Linked DNA regions of Homo sapiens: regions 1 and 2 are each linked to region 3. Evidence: chromatin contacts called from ENCODE Hi-C or POLR2A ChIA-PET data. All regions are on one chromosome and are shown on one strand. Each heading gives the region's core, a stretch centred on a gene start or an enhancer-like site at or near the end of the contact. The rest is flanking DNA. Distances are from core to core; before and after follow the strand shown. Region 1 has its middle 5.3 kb from the start of H2BC11. Region 2 holds the start of LINC01012 (long intergenic non-protein coding RNA 1012). Region 3 holds the start of ZNF391 (zinc finger protein 391).

Region 1 (4,869 bases), core at 1,452-3,951, 260 kb after region 3:
ATTGGCTTTTTTCCCTTTTTTTTCCTCTGGCTTTTTCCTTCATTTTAAAAAGGGGGATGTAACAGTGCCTCTTGAGCAAATAGTTTTGGTATACTTAGAACAATGTCCTGTACATAGTAAGCATTCAATATATGTTGGCTAATACTACTGATGCCGGTTGTAACAGTAGTATTAGAAACCGTAACTCAAGTATGTCCATAAATGGCAATAGGGAAAAGAATTGCTGCCACTCAGCACAATTTGGAGTATTGAATGTCATTGTTTACTTTTTCTAGAAGGAGAGTGACCTAAGACACTGATCTAAACTGAATGTACATGGCTAATGGTTTGGATAGACAGATTTTTTTAAGTGGGCAAAAGTGGAGGTTGTGTTGACTGGAAGCTTTGGGGAACAGTGATACGGATGAATTTCCCAGAATGGTCCCAGAGTATGAGAATAATATCCCACGTGAATGCTAACCTAAATTCCCACTCTTCAGAGGAGGCTATCAACAATCAGGTACACATCAACCATATGGCTGTCATGTAGTCTCTTTTCCTATCACCCCACTTATTGCCCAAGTGATTTACTTGTAAACTGTGACCAGGGTGGTAGGCAATGATAGAGGTGATACTTGAGTTCTGTAGTATAGACTTAGCTCACCAAGGCTGACCTCTGGATACTGCTGCTGCTAAGTGTCCCATATGTCAGGGGAAGTATTCTTGTATTCTTGCAAGTATTTTGTCATGGATGAGGCAGAGATTTGTCTTCACTGAGATAAACACTCTAGATTTCGATATGCTTCACTTTCTTACATGCTATTGCTAGCAGGACCATCTGTGAACTTACTGAACGCTTTATACCTCATATCTCAACATTTTTTGGACCCATTTCTATACATTATACAGAAAGGGTAAGGTAATGCATGGGTGACCATGAGACTCGGTAGTCCTAATGTGTACCACATTCCTTATAAGCAGAAGTCTGAATTTTTGGAAGACTCAGTTAAAGTGGCATGTAGTCATTTAGCACCCTCTTGAAGTACTGTTCAATTTTGGACGTTATAGATGAGCTGAATAGTGACTAAGAAAAAGCATAATTTCTTCTGTAGACAAAATGCATTCGTTAAAGAAAGGAGAGGTAGGAATGGAGTGGTACCTCTCATATTACACTTAATAATAGCCAACTCAAAAAAGTTATGCTTTTCATGTTTCCAACTCAGGGCTCCCTGCTGTTTTTTTTTGTTTTAGAAAAGGAGGAGTACATACTCCCACCAGTAGTCATGGAGATGCCTCTGTTTATTGATTTACCAAAAATGATTTATTTTTATATGAAGTTTAAAGCAGTTTAAATTACATTCATTTGCTGGCTTAGAGAACTGTGGGAAGTCTTGACTTAATGGGTGTTGGGCTTTTGGACTCCTCCTCTGTTTGTCAGTTTTCTTTTTGTTTCTGTTTCCCCCCCTTCCCCCACTCCTCCCCTCTCTTTTTAGGGGCATAGGCAAGGAGCTGTGACAGACAATTTGAGTGTTTTTAAAAATAGTCTCATAAAAAATATACCTTTGACTGGGTGCAGTGGCTCATGCATGTAATCCCAGCACTTTGGGAGGCTGAGGCAGGCACATCACGTAAGGTCAGGAGTTAGAGATCAGCCTGGCCAACATGGTGAAACCTGGTCTTTACTAAAAATACAAAAATAAGCCAGTCGTGATGGTGCGTGCCTGTAGTCCCAGCTACTTGGGAGCCTGAGGCAGGAAAATCACTTGAACTCGCAAGGCAGAGGTTGCAATGAGCTGAAATCGTGCTACTGCACTCCAGCCTGGGCAACAGAGAGAGACTCTGTCTCAAAAAAAAAAAAAAAAAAAAAAGAAAGAAAACAAAATATTTTTTCCCCAACACTTTTCAAAGAATGGTTTAAAAGCAATGACAATCCATGATCAGTGAGAATTCCCACCCAGATTATGGTCTCAATTCCTTTTTCAAAGGGCAGTCAGGCTACTTGGAGACTTGGGTAAATCTATGGATTTTAATACATTCAAGAGGAACAGCAATCAAATGCCATATTTGGATCTGGTGGGATCTCATTCAGACAAAATATAAAAATATTTGAGACAATTCAGGATTTTCTTTCTTTAAGGGCTAGGTATTGGATAATGTTACACATCATTTTTTAAATTTTCTTAGGTGTAAAATCTTAGCGTTTTTTCTTTATATCCATATCTGTTAGGATATTTGTGAAAATATTCATGATTAAAATCACATATTTGGGATTTCATGTTTCAGATATTTTTTAGACTCCCTCATCTGTCAGTGTGGGTGCGGATAATGAAACAAAATGGGCAAGATGTTGGTAATTGTTGAAGCCTGTGCGACGAGACTTGGGAAGTGCAGGATTCTCTATATTTTTGTGTCTGCTTCAGGATGTCCATGACCACTCCCTTTCCCCTCCAAAAAAAAAGTTAAAAAAAAAAAAGCTGGCCAAATCAGTGAACATATTTCGTTTTTGGTCAACAAAGGGCTACCCTGAGAGGAATCTACATGCAGAGAAGTTCAGGAGACTGAACTAACGGAACGTCAGGAAGCGCTGCGGGCTGGAGAGCTGCTGTTGGAACAGGGAGGAGTTCTCCGGGCCGCACCCTGCCTCCGTCCCGCAGGCGAGTTGAGAAGCGCTATCGCCATCTTGTGGCGATAATGGATGGGATAATGTAGCTAAAACTTTGTTTAGTTTTATGAGTTGAGAAGGGCTGTCGCCATCTTATGGCAATAACGGATAGGCTAATGTAGCCAAAACTTTGTTTCGTTTTATGATTTCGATTAGGCATTTCATTGCTACGGTTTAATAATTGAATATACAAGAAATACTATAAACCATCACATCCCCAACAGCCCCCAGCCGCCCAGTTCCCCCATCTACTTGGCAAAGATTCTCTTTTTGACCAAACTCTAGGCGGCTTCTTCTGAGCCCTCTTCTGGACTAGGTGGCCACCTTGGTCTATAAAGACCTGAACAAACCCGAACATAGTTACTAATAGCCCCGGTCTTCTCAAGTGCCTGCCTGAGAAAACTCAATTGATGCCGCCAAAGGAATTTACTGTTTGTTTCAGTCAACGTCTGAAGATAGGGCCCTCGTCTCCCAGGCTCTGGTAGGAGTGGAGCCTGATTTTGATATGTGCCAGTTATGAAACCCAGATGGTTCCCCACTGTCAGTGGTTACTAAATAAAATCTGTTTTCGTCATTTAAAGTAAGGCCTGGTGTTTTATCTTTGATATACTACAATTAACCACTTTTATTCGTTTCCTGTGTACCTGTCTGGAATATCTTTATACAAACACAAATAAACAAATGTGTCCCCTTTCATTCACATTTGCCCCCTTTCATTCAAATGACTGATGGTCACATGTTCTTCACAGGTTCTGTCTCTTGCTTTTCTCATTAACTGTCTTTCTTATTGCAGGTGGAGTGGCTGAAACTTCTCAGCAGGCGCATCTACACTAGTGACCTGAGGAGAGAAACCCTAACCCCACAATGGCTGCATCTTCTCTGAAGACGAGACTGATGCTCATCTTTGAAATGAAGGGCAGTGTGTGCATTTCTCCATGAAGGTATCCAGAAACAGCCATGCCAGAGCTGCTGTGGGGTGGCTGAACTGCTATTCCTTTTCTAGGGTGGGATCCCCACTCTTTGTAAGGAAGGATATTGGGGTCCTGACACTGGGAACTCATCTTGTCAGTGAGGCCTTCTTTAACTGCTGTCTTGTAATTGAGCCACCCCATCTGTGTTTCCTGTTCCAATTTAGGACTTTTTTTTTTTTATCATAATATAAAGATCTGAAATGCTATGTTTTCCTTATTCATTGGCTTATTATCTTTACTATCCCATCCTCCACACTAAAAGTTTTTTCGAGCTGGATTTGGGAGTTGTGGGGTAGGTTATATTTTGATCACTTGTATTTCCCAGCTTCTAGAACAGTGCCCAGCAAAGTACTTCTCTGAATAAATGAATAAAGTAATATTCCTCTGCTCTGCTGTTGCCAACTGGAATATCCTGAGGGAAATTTCTTTACTTTCCTCAGGGGATGATCCAGAAGATGAAAAACAAATTGTCATTCCATATAGTCCTCTTCTGAGTGTTTTTCAGTTTTGTTAAAACTCAGATTTTTTCTTTTTACCTGAATGTTTTTTTGTTAATGATTATTAGCATATACAGTATTTTCTTTTATGTACCAAAAAAAGGCAATTGATACAGTGCATGACTTGAAAATATACCTGCCTTCTCTGAGGCTCAAATTCAGGACTGTATTATTTGGAAAGCCTTGTTGGGTTGTGGCTCCCAAGAAATCATACCTAATTTCCCTTCTTTGAGAGCACTGATTTCTGAGTTTCCATTTCTCCTAGAAGAGAAACATTGGCTTGTAAGAATTTATGTATCATCAATGCTTCCTTTTCCATCCTGCACTTAGAAGGACCCAAGACTTGAGGGCTGCGCTGTCAACACTATTCCTTGCTCACCCTCTCTTTTGTTCTAATTATTTATGTCTTCCCGCCTTCAGAAATATCAGTTGCTCTTTCACCAGCCATTGTTTCCTCTCTGGCCCTAGTGCAGAGTAGGTGACGTAGTACAGCTGAAAGGATGAATGCTGGCAAACTTGTTTCTAGCCTAGATTTCTCCTTATTTTAAATCTGCACTTGCAACCACATGGCCTGAGACACTCCTCTTGAAAATATCACCAAAAGGACCTTATTATAAAAAGTCACCGCCATCTATTCAGGGCTATGTATTAGGGGACAATAAAGTGTAAGTCATGGCCAGGCACGGTGGCTAATGCCTCTAATCCCAGCACTTTGGGAGGCCGAGGTGGGTGGATCACGAGGTCAGGAGATTGAGGCCAT
Region 2 (4,500 bases), core at 1,772-4,271, 310 kb before region 3:
CCTCCCGGGTTCAAGTGATTCTCCTGACTCAGCCTCCTGAGTACCTGGGATTACAGGTGCAGGCCACCATGCCTGGCTAATTTTTATGTTTTTAGTAGAGACGGGGTTTCACCATGTTAACCAGGATGGTCTCGAACTCCTGACCTCATGATCCGCCCCCACCTTGGCCTCCCAAAGTGCTGGGATTGCAGGCGTGAGCCACCGCCTGAAAGAGGTTTCTTTTAAGAGTCTGTTTTTACCAGCCAATGTCAACTTCCTTCCTCTCATGAACTCTACCCCTTCCTGGCTAGATTCTGATCATCCTGGTGTATTTGTCACAGACCCAAAATACAAATCTCTAGTCAACAGTATAGAGCTCTTCATGGCTTCCAAAACAAGGCATATTTCCTTCCTAGAATGTTCCTTCTCTGGAATCCCCGTGATTCACTCCTCATTCCTTAGTCTTTGCTTAAATAATGGTAAAGTCTTCCGCATTCATCCTATTTAAAACTCAACACCCATTCCTCACTCTACCCTACTCCATATTGCCCTTCTCTGATTTCTTTTTCTCCACAATACCATCACCTGAGAAACTGTATTTTCCTCTAGAATAAACTCCACAAATATGGAGATGCTTGTCTTAAATGAATAAAGCCATGTCTATTCAAAACCAATTAGTCAAAATTAGTATCATATTCTTGGTTACTATTTTTTCATAAACTGTCAATTTGGTGTAACCTGGTTCTCATATCCCATTCCCCTTTTCTAGACATTCCTTTAATCAACATACTACTGAAGCTTTCCTTTTCTTTGTAATAATTTTAAAAACCCAGGTCTTTGTGATTGCAATGCTTGCTAGAGGCATCATGCAGGAAATGGCAGAAAACGGGTCCTCTTATATGCTGAACCAATAGTTCATGGAATGGTTGTGGGGGGGTCACAGATCTTGTAATCTGAAGTGCCCCATTGACTAAAAAGTAAAAAACACATGGCTGGGCGCGGTAGCTCACACCTGTAATCCCAGCACTTTGGAAGGCCGAGGTGGATGGATCACCTGAGGTCAAGAGTTCGAGACCAGTATGGCCAACATGGTGAAACCCCGTCTCTACTTAAAATACAAAAAATTAGCTGGGCGTGGTGGTACACACCTGTAATCCCAGTTACTCAGGAGGCTGAGGCAGGAGAATCGCTTGAACCTGGGAGGCAGAGGTTACGGTGAGCCAAGATCGCGCCATTGTACTCCAGATTGGGAGACAAGAGCGAGACTTCATCTCAAAAAAAAAAAAAAAAAAAAAAAGTATAAAACACAGGCTTTTATGTTATACAGACATGAATGAAAATCCTTGGTTCTGTCACTTACTAGTTGTGGGATGTTGGACTTATTACCAGGTTAAATCCTCTAAGCCTCAGCTTTACTGTGGTTAAATGGATATAAAAATATCCAATCTCTCTAACAGAGTTGTGAGGATTAAATAACAAAATTTGTAAACCTATTTAATAGTACTGGGCATACAACTCCTCAATAAATGTTATTACAATCACTGCGACAGAACAAAGATCACTGGAGGAATATTTCCAAATCGTTAGAGGTTTTAAGATCATCACAACTGTAATCCCAGCACTATGGGAAGCCGAGATGTGTGGATCACTTGAGGTCAGGAGTTCGAGACCAGCCTGGCCAACATGGGGAAACCTCGGCTCTACTAAGTAGCTGGGCGTTGTGGCACACACCTGAAATCCTAACTACTTGGGAGGCTGAGGCAGGAGAATCGCTTGAACCCGGGAAGCAGAGGATGCAGTGAGCCAAGTTGGCACCACTTCACTCCAGCCTGAGTGACAGAGCTAGACACCATCTCAAAAAAGGAGCACCACTGAACTTTGTAACATTAACTGACAGAAAAGACACTAGACACTAGAATTCTATGAGCCCCCAGCAGTGTCAGAAAATCCTCTTACATGTATTTTGTTTTTTGTTGAAGAAAAAAAACTTAAACAGAGAAATATTGCTAGATTTCTTAGATTAGATAAGGATAAAATGAGAACTATCTTATTCTACTCGTTCCTTGTATTATTCAAGATTCAGTACCCTGCTGGTAAGTTTCATTCAGCGAATCCAGCACACATGAATTAAATGCTAGTTAAGGTACAATGTCTCCAACAGGCACGATGTCAGAATAATGGTTTCTGTCCATCAGAACAAAGGATGAGATGCGCCTCTTGGATTTGACTGTAGCCCAATGGTCATCATCGCTGGCTGCACATTAACATTATCCAGGAAATTTTAAAGCTCTATAGGTGATTCTAAGGAAGAGGAGGACTGAGAGGCCGACTGTTAAGATGCACTGCTACTGTCCGATGAGCACACACTCATCCATAACGTTACACATTTCCTATTCACCTGATGCCCAGAATCATCAAACAGTGTATTCAACACAGTCACGCCATTTCTGTTTTCCAGGTGACTATCCTCCACAAGATACTGTTATCCAGAGCAGGTAAACTCCCTAGCATCTGTCGCTCAAGAACTTAAATCCCTCCCTGCACCCAACCCATCAACAGTGACTTATTACCATCCACAAGCCAGGCTGCTTCCCGATGCACCTTTTCTCCTGGGGAGTGCCCAGACGAGCGCCATCTGCTCCTGGGTCAGAGGAGTCCCTGCAGAGTCATCGACTTCCTCATTTCCAAAAGCCCCATAGGTTGCACTGGAGTCCCGAGGCGAAGCGCCGACACTTCATCTGCCCGTCACCTCCCGATTTTTGCAATGTGTTTCTTCTGAACAAGAATGTGTGCCCTGGAAGCCAACTCAAGTCCCAGACCTAGGTTTCTCGACATTTCCCCAAGTCCCACCTGCGTCAGGTTGTAGGCTCCGGGGCCAGTCCCTTTCGATCCGCATCAAAAAACCTGGCGATCCCCTTTGGGCACAAGAGCTCAGGGCGTTGGTCCCCGCGATCGCGGAAGCCCACTTCCAGAAAAACTCGACCACTAACAGTAAGCTTCAGGGGTAGCAAAAAGGGGCAGAAGGGTTTGCATCCCCTGGCGTCATTTCCGGGTCCGCTCTGGAAACCTCGGAGGTTTCCGTGTCTCTGTCGTTTATTCCAACTGTTAATGCTCCATGTGCCTTTGACTCTCCTCACCTTCCCTTCTAAACACACGGGGAAGAAAGGTTCAGGTTTCCCAGAGAAATTGTGGGGAAAAACCTTTAAAGTATATATACAAAGGTAGACAGAATAGTACAGTGCATCCAATGTACCTGACACACCTTCAAGAATTACTAACTCGGCCGGGCGCGGTGGCTCACGCCTGTAATCCCAACACTTTGGGAGGCCGAGACGGGCGGATCACAAGGTCAGGAGTTCGAAACCAACCTGGCCAACATAGTAAAACCTCGTCTGTACTAAAAATACAAAAAACTAGTTGGGCGTGGTGGCGGGCGCCTGTAATCCTAGCTACTCGGGAGACTGAGGCAGGAGAATCGCTTGAACCTTGGAGGCGGAGGTTGCAGCGAGCCGAGATGACACCACTGCACACCAGCCCGCGCGACAGTGCAAGACTCCTCTCAAAAAAAAAAAAAAAAAAAAAAAAAAAAGAAGAAGAAGGCCTGGCGCGGTGGCTCACGCCTGTAATCCCAGCACTTTGGGAGGCCGAGGTGGGCGGATCACCTGAGGTTGGGAGTTTGAGACCAGCCTGACCAAAATGGAGAAACCTTGTTTCTACTAAAAATAAAAAGAATTAGCCGGATGTGGTGGTGCATGCCTGCAATCCCAGCTACTAGGGAGGCTGAGGCAGGAGAATCGCTTAAACCCAGGAGGCGGAGGTTGTGATTAGCCGAGATAGCGCCATTGCACTCCAGCCTGGGCAACAACAGCGAAACTGCGCCTCAAAAAAAAAAAAAAAAGAAAGAAAACAAGATGAAAGAAAAGAAATACCAACTCGTGGCAATTTTATTAATCTATAAACCACTCCTCCCCTTATGTGGTTGGAAGCAAATCTTTTTAATTTTTTTTTTTTTTTGACGGAATCTTGCTCTGTCGCCCAGGCTAGAGTGCAGTGGCGCGACCTCGGCTCACTGCAACCTCCACCTCCCGTGTTCAAGCGATTCTCCTGCCTCAGCCTCCTCAGCCTCCCGAGTAGCTGGGATTACAGGCACCCACCACCGCACCTGGCTAATTTTTGTATTTTTAGTAGAGACGAGGTTTCACCACCTTGGCCAGGCTGGTCTCAAACTCCTGACCTCGTGATCCACCCGCCTCGGCCTCCCAAAGTGCTGGGATTACAGGCATGAGCCACCAAGGCCGGGCCACTCCACTTTTCCTTAAAGCAAAACCTGTCATTCTTCTGTTTCTTACCTCTTAGTTTCTTAGTCCTTTTTTTCCTATTAGCCCTATTTGTATTTATTTGTTATTAATGCACTATGACTAATAAAAACTTGCCTAGGGTCAGAAACTTTGAGCTTTAGCAGAAACAAAAACATACAAACAAAAACTCAGAAAGTTTTTTCAGATAAAGTTTTGTTTTTCA
Region 3 (4,318 bases), core at 1,037-3,536:
TTGACGTTCTCTTCATATGGGGTATGAGTTCAAAGACACTATGGCACTAGTCCCCTTACTTCTTCCTGAGGGTCAAAATAGAAGACAGATGACACTGCTTACAGCTGCACTTCCTTGGTCAAGTCACTTTTCTGAAAAATCTCGTCCCACATTATAAAACACCATTACTAGCATGTGCTTGTCTTTTCTTACAAAACTTTCATCAATACTGCAAGTTAAACTATGGCAAAACATTTACAATAAAGAATATCATATATAGTATAAGGGAGATGATGCTATTGCTGTGCTCATCTCACATCAATGAATTTGAAAACTGTGATGGTGTATGTTTAAGGAAAGATGCTGTCAGAGGATTTATGAGTCTCCCTTCAGCAGCTGCTGCTCTAGAGCATGGAGAGATGCATTCTTTTTCCTGGCTTTGGAGGATGTATGTAAGATGGGAAAAGGAAGTCTAGCGGATGTGACAAAAGTTTCAGGGATAGCCCCCAAACATATTTCAGAGATGCTAGGAGGTTAGGGCTATACCTTTATCCAGAGTCCATCCAAGGGATTCCTCCACCATAATGTGGAAAGTTGCCTCTCCTTTTCTCCTTTCTTCCTCATACTTTCATTATTTGAGTCACCTTACTGCTCTCTGGATACTGTATCCCTACAAAATCATTATTCTCTTAAGTGGTCACAACATGCTGCAGCCCTAGCCAACCTGGTGGTTTGCTATTCCTTTATGTGACTCAAACTTTTTAGCACTAACAGCGCTGGCCACCACAGTTACCCTAATTATCTAAAATTCTTTTGACATTGCTTGTCTCTCCTATAATCAATTCCTGATCCAGGGATAATTCTCCTTTATTTTCTACCCCCTTCAGAAGGAAGAAGGTTTTGAAGGGTCAGGAATAGGGCTTCTCTGGGTGCTTTGTTTTGTGGCACTAGGTTGATTGCTTCCTGGAGCCTTTGCCAATCCACAAAGCAATCAGCAGAACTGCCTGGGCAGCCTCAGTTTAATCACAGAATAGAGAAAATCTTGTCCTACCAAAGGTGATCTTCAGGTAACAATGTTCCCAGATATTGGCTCAAAGCACAAACTCACACATAAAGCACAAACTCAATGATCCACAGTAACTGTCAATACACCCACAACAAATAATTAACAACTACTTTATTCAAGTACCAACCTTCATCATCAGAAACATAAACTAAGGACTGGCACTCAAGCAAGTACTTCTCTTTTTTGGGGGGGAGGGGCGCGGAGTTTCACTCTTGTTGCCTACGCTGGAGTGCAGTGGCGTGGTCTCTGCTCGCTCCAACCTCTGCCTCCCGGGTACAAGTGATTCTCCTGCCTCAGCCTCCCGAGTAGCAGGGATTACAGGCGCGCGCCACCACTCCCACCTAATTTTTGTATTTTTAGTAGAGAACGGGTTTCACCGTATTGGCCAGGCTGGTCTCGACCTCAGGTGATCCGCCCGCCTTGGCCTCCCAAAGTGCTGGGATTACAGGCGTGAGCCACTGCGCCCGGCCAAGCAAGTACTTCATCTCTGTGTGCCTCAATTTCCTTATCTGTAACATGGGCATAATAATAGTACATTACTTCATAGGGTTGATGCAAGGATTAAATGAGTTAATGCAGGTAAAAACTCTTGGAGCAGTGCCTGCACTCAGTAAGCACCTGGGAAACACCCCAGTACCGAAGACCTCCCTCGCCCAGCTAGAGGGGAAGCAGGGAGCAACCCTGCTCTTTTTCATCTCCCAGGGATACACCCGGGGAAAACCACTGGCTGTCACTGCCGCAGAGGGACTAGGCTGGCCCGCCAGTGAGACGAGCGCTGGGGGCTTCATGACCCCACGCCACGCGGCGTCCCAACCGTGGAGGTGCCTCCTGACCCGACCTGCAGCCAAACCACACGCGACCCTTTCGCCCGTTTCCTTCGAAGAACCCGTGTTTCCGCTTTCCAGAACCTCTAAGAGCACCCACCTTGGTCCCGGGGCCCTGTAAGCCTCACTCACCGGCCGCCTCCGGCCGAGTACCCCCGACACACCCCGGGCGGGTCCCGCACTTGGAGCGGAACCTGAGTGCGCTGGGCTTGGGGAAGTCGGAAGGATTAAAGAGAAACCCATGCGTCGAACCGCTGCTCCAACGCCCATCAGGTTCCCTAAGATCACAGGCACTCTTCCACTCAGACTGCTGCTGATCATGCTCTGCTCGGTATGCGGGACCAGTCATTGTCTGGGCAGTCGCCTGGACCTAAGTCTCCTGACGCGGACGACCAGTTGCAAAACAGAGACCACACTGAGACTGAGCAACGTATCAGCAGCGGTCGCAGCTCTGCGCTTGCGCCTGAGAGCCAGCTACAGCAGGGCTGTGCTGGGATTCACTTTCGTGGAAGGTTTTGCAAAGCCCCTCCCCTGGTATGCGAGAGGCTGAGAGGTTGGCGCTAGAGGCAAGAGGAAGGGGGTCTGCGAGAGGTGCCGAAGACCACCTTAATACACTGCAAAGTATAGCCTAGACCGGTGGTTCACAGAGTTTTAAATAGCGTACACAAATAAATCACCAAGTGAGCTTGTTAAAATACAGCTTCACAAGATTTACACTCCGAGATTGACTCGTTGGCCCGGAACATTGCATTTTCAAGGGGCACCCCAGATGATTCTGATGCAAGTGGTCTCTCCAGCCTGTCTGGAGAAACTGGCTCCGTTGCACAATCTAGTTGCTTAAATACTGTTAAATGCAAGACATGTCTCAAATTTCACCAAAAGAAAAAAATGAATAAAATCAGGACACTACCCTAATCTAGTAGATTTTTTAAAATTCCAGATAATTTTAATATAAGGTAATGAAGTTGCACAATGTGCCCTGGGAGTTCAGAGCAGGGGAAACTTATGGAACGAGGGACACTGGAGTGGTTTGACTAATGGAAGATTTAATGGAAAACATAAAGGAGGGCAACCTTACAAATAGTTGAGGAACTAGAAGAGTGGAAAGCATGTGCAAAACTGCAGGTCTGATACATGACAGCTGTGCACAAGTACCATAGAAACATCAAGTAAGTATAAAGCATGAGCCATGAAGTACAAAGGAGCAGGATCCAAATTATAAAGCTGGAAAGAATTAGATAAAGTCTAATTTTATCATTTCCTATTTTTAAAAATTAAAAACACTTTCAAACTGTGGTAAACTATGCACAACATTAAAGTTACCATTTTAAAGTCATACAGTAAAGTTTTTAGCGTATTCACAACAGCACCGTCACTATCTAATTCTAGAACATTTTCGTCATCCCTAAAGATGCCCATTGAGCAGTCTCTATTCCCTGCTCCCCACAGTCCCTGGTAACCTTTATTTTACACTATGTTTCTATGAATTTGCCTGTTCTAGATATGCCATATAAGTAAAATAATACAATATTTGTCTATTTATGTCTGGATTATTTTTAATTAGCATAAAGTTTTCAAGGTTCATTCATACTGCAGCATGTATCCTTCATGCCTTTTAATGGCTAAATAATATTCCTTCGTGTATATGTGTGTGTTTATACACAAACAGTGTATAAATATACATACATAATATTTTGTTTATCCATTAATCTCTTGTTGAACACTTGGGTGGTTCCTGCCTTTTGGCCATTGTGAATAATGCTGCTGTGAACATTGGTGTACAAGTATCTGAGTCACTGTTTTCAATTCTTTGGGTATACACCTAGGCATTGAATTGCTATATCATATGGTAACTCTGCAATCAGCTTTCTAGAGGAACCATCAAACTGTTTTCCATAATGGCTGCATCGTTTTACATTCCCATCAGCAGTGCAGGAGGGTTCTAGTTCTCCACATCTTTGCTAACACTTGTTAACTTCTGTTTTGTTGTAGTTGTAGTATTATAACCATCATAATGGGTATAAGCTTTATCTCATTGTGGCTTTAATTTGCATTTCCCTAATGGCTAGTGATGTTGAGCATCTTGTCATGTACTTATTTGTGTGTCTTCTTTGGAGAAATGTCTGTTCAAATCCTTTGCCTATTTTTGAATTAGGTTTTGTTGTGTTGCATGAGTTTTTGTATATTCCAGATATTCTTCTTCAGATATGATTTGCAAATATTTTCTCCCAGTCTGTGAAGTTTTTCTCTCTTTTGATAGTGTCCTTTGATGCATAAAACTTTTTAATTTTGATGAAGCTCCATTTATTTATTTTTATCACCTGTGCAATACTTGAAAATTACATTGTCTAATAAAGATTTTTATGTTTTCTGCTAAGAGTTTTATAGTTTTGCTTCTTAAATTTAGGTCCTTGATCCATTTTGGGTTAATTTTTGTAGATGGTGTAAA

The links. Hi-C counts contacts between places; a loop is a spot of excess contacts on that map. ChIA-PET counts read pairs that join two places held with the same protein, here RNA polymerase II (POLR2A). Pooled maps may share reads with other maps.
Region 1: a loop to region 3 is called in a pooled map, with 4 times the contacts of the local background. The contact joins the enhancer-like site here to the promoter of ZNF391 in region 3. A Hi-C loop is called at or near these places in 12 of 50 pooled maps. POLR2A ChIA-PET finds 5 or more read pairs at or near these places in 3 of 52 experiments (CD4-positive, alpha-beta T cell, PC-9 and activated B cell).
Region 2: a loop to region 3 is called in a pooled map, with 3 times the contacts of the local background. The contact joins the promoter of LINC01012 here to the promoter of ZNF391 in region 3. A Hi-C loop is called at or near these places in 1 of 168 maps with a recorded cell type or tissue (CD4-positive, alpha-beta memory T cell) and 9 of 50 pooled maps. POLR2A ChIA-PET finds 5 or more read pairs at or near these places in 3 of 52 experiments (AG04450, activated CD8-positive, alpha-beta memory T cell and activated naive CD4-positive, alpha-beta T cell).

Annotation. Positions count from the first base shown.
Region 1 is chr6:27,125,028-27,129,896 of GRCh38, reverse strand. No RefSeq gene overlaps it. Among named protein-coding and RNA genes, the nearest start is that of H2BC11, 5.3 kb to the left of the region's middle. RefSeq lists enhancers at 1,339-1,498, 2,521-2,590, 2,801-2,850. Within about 2 kb of position 2,701, at least 19 of the 41 ENCODE cell types and tissues checked have a DNase peak (open chromatin) inside an H3K27ac peak, as active enhancers do.
Region 2 is chr6:27,692,556-27,697,055 of GRCh38, reverse strand. LINC01012 (long intergenic non-protein coding RNA 1012) reads right to left here and starts at 3,021. Exons shown (of 4, transcript NR_038294.1): 1 at 2,550-3,021.
Region 3 is chr6:27,386,727-27,391,044 of GRCh38, reverse strand. ZNF391 (zinc finger protein 391) reads right to left here and starts at 2,286. Exons shown (of 3, transcript NM_001076781.3): 1 at 1,970-2,286.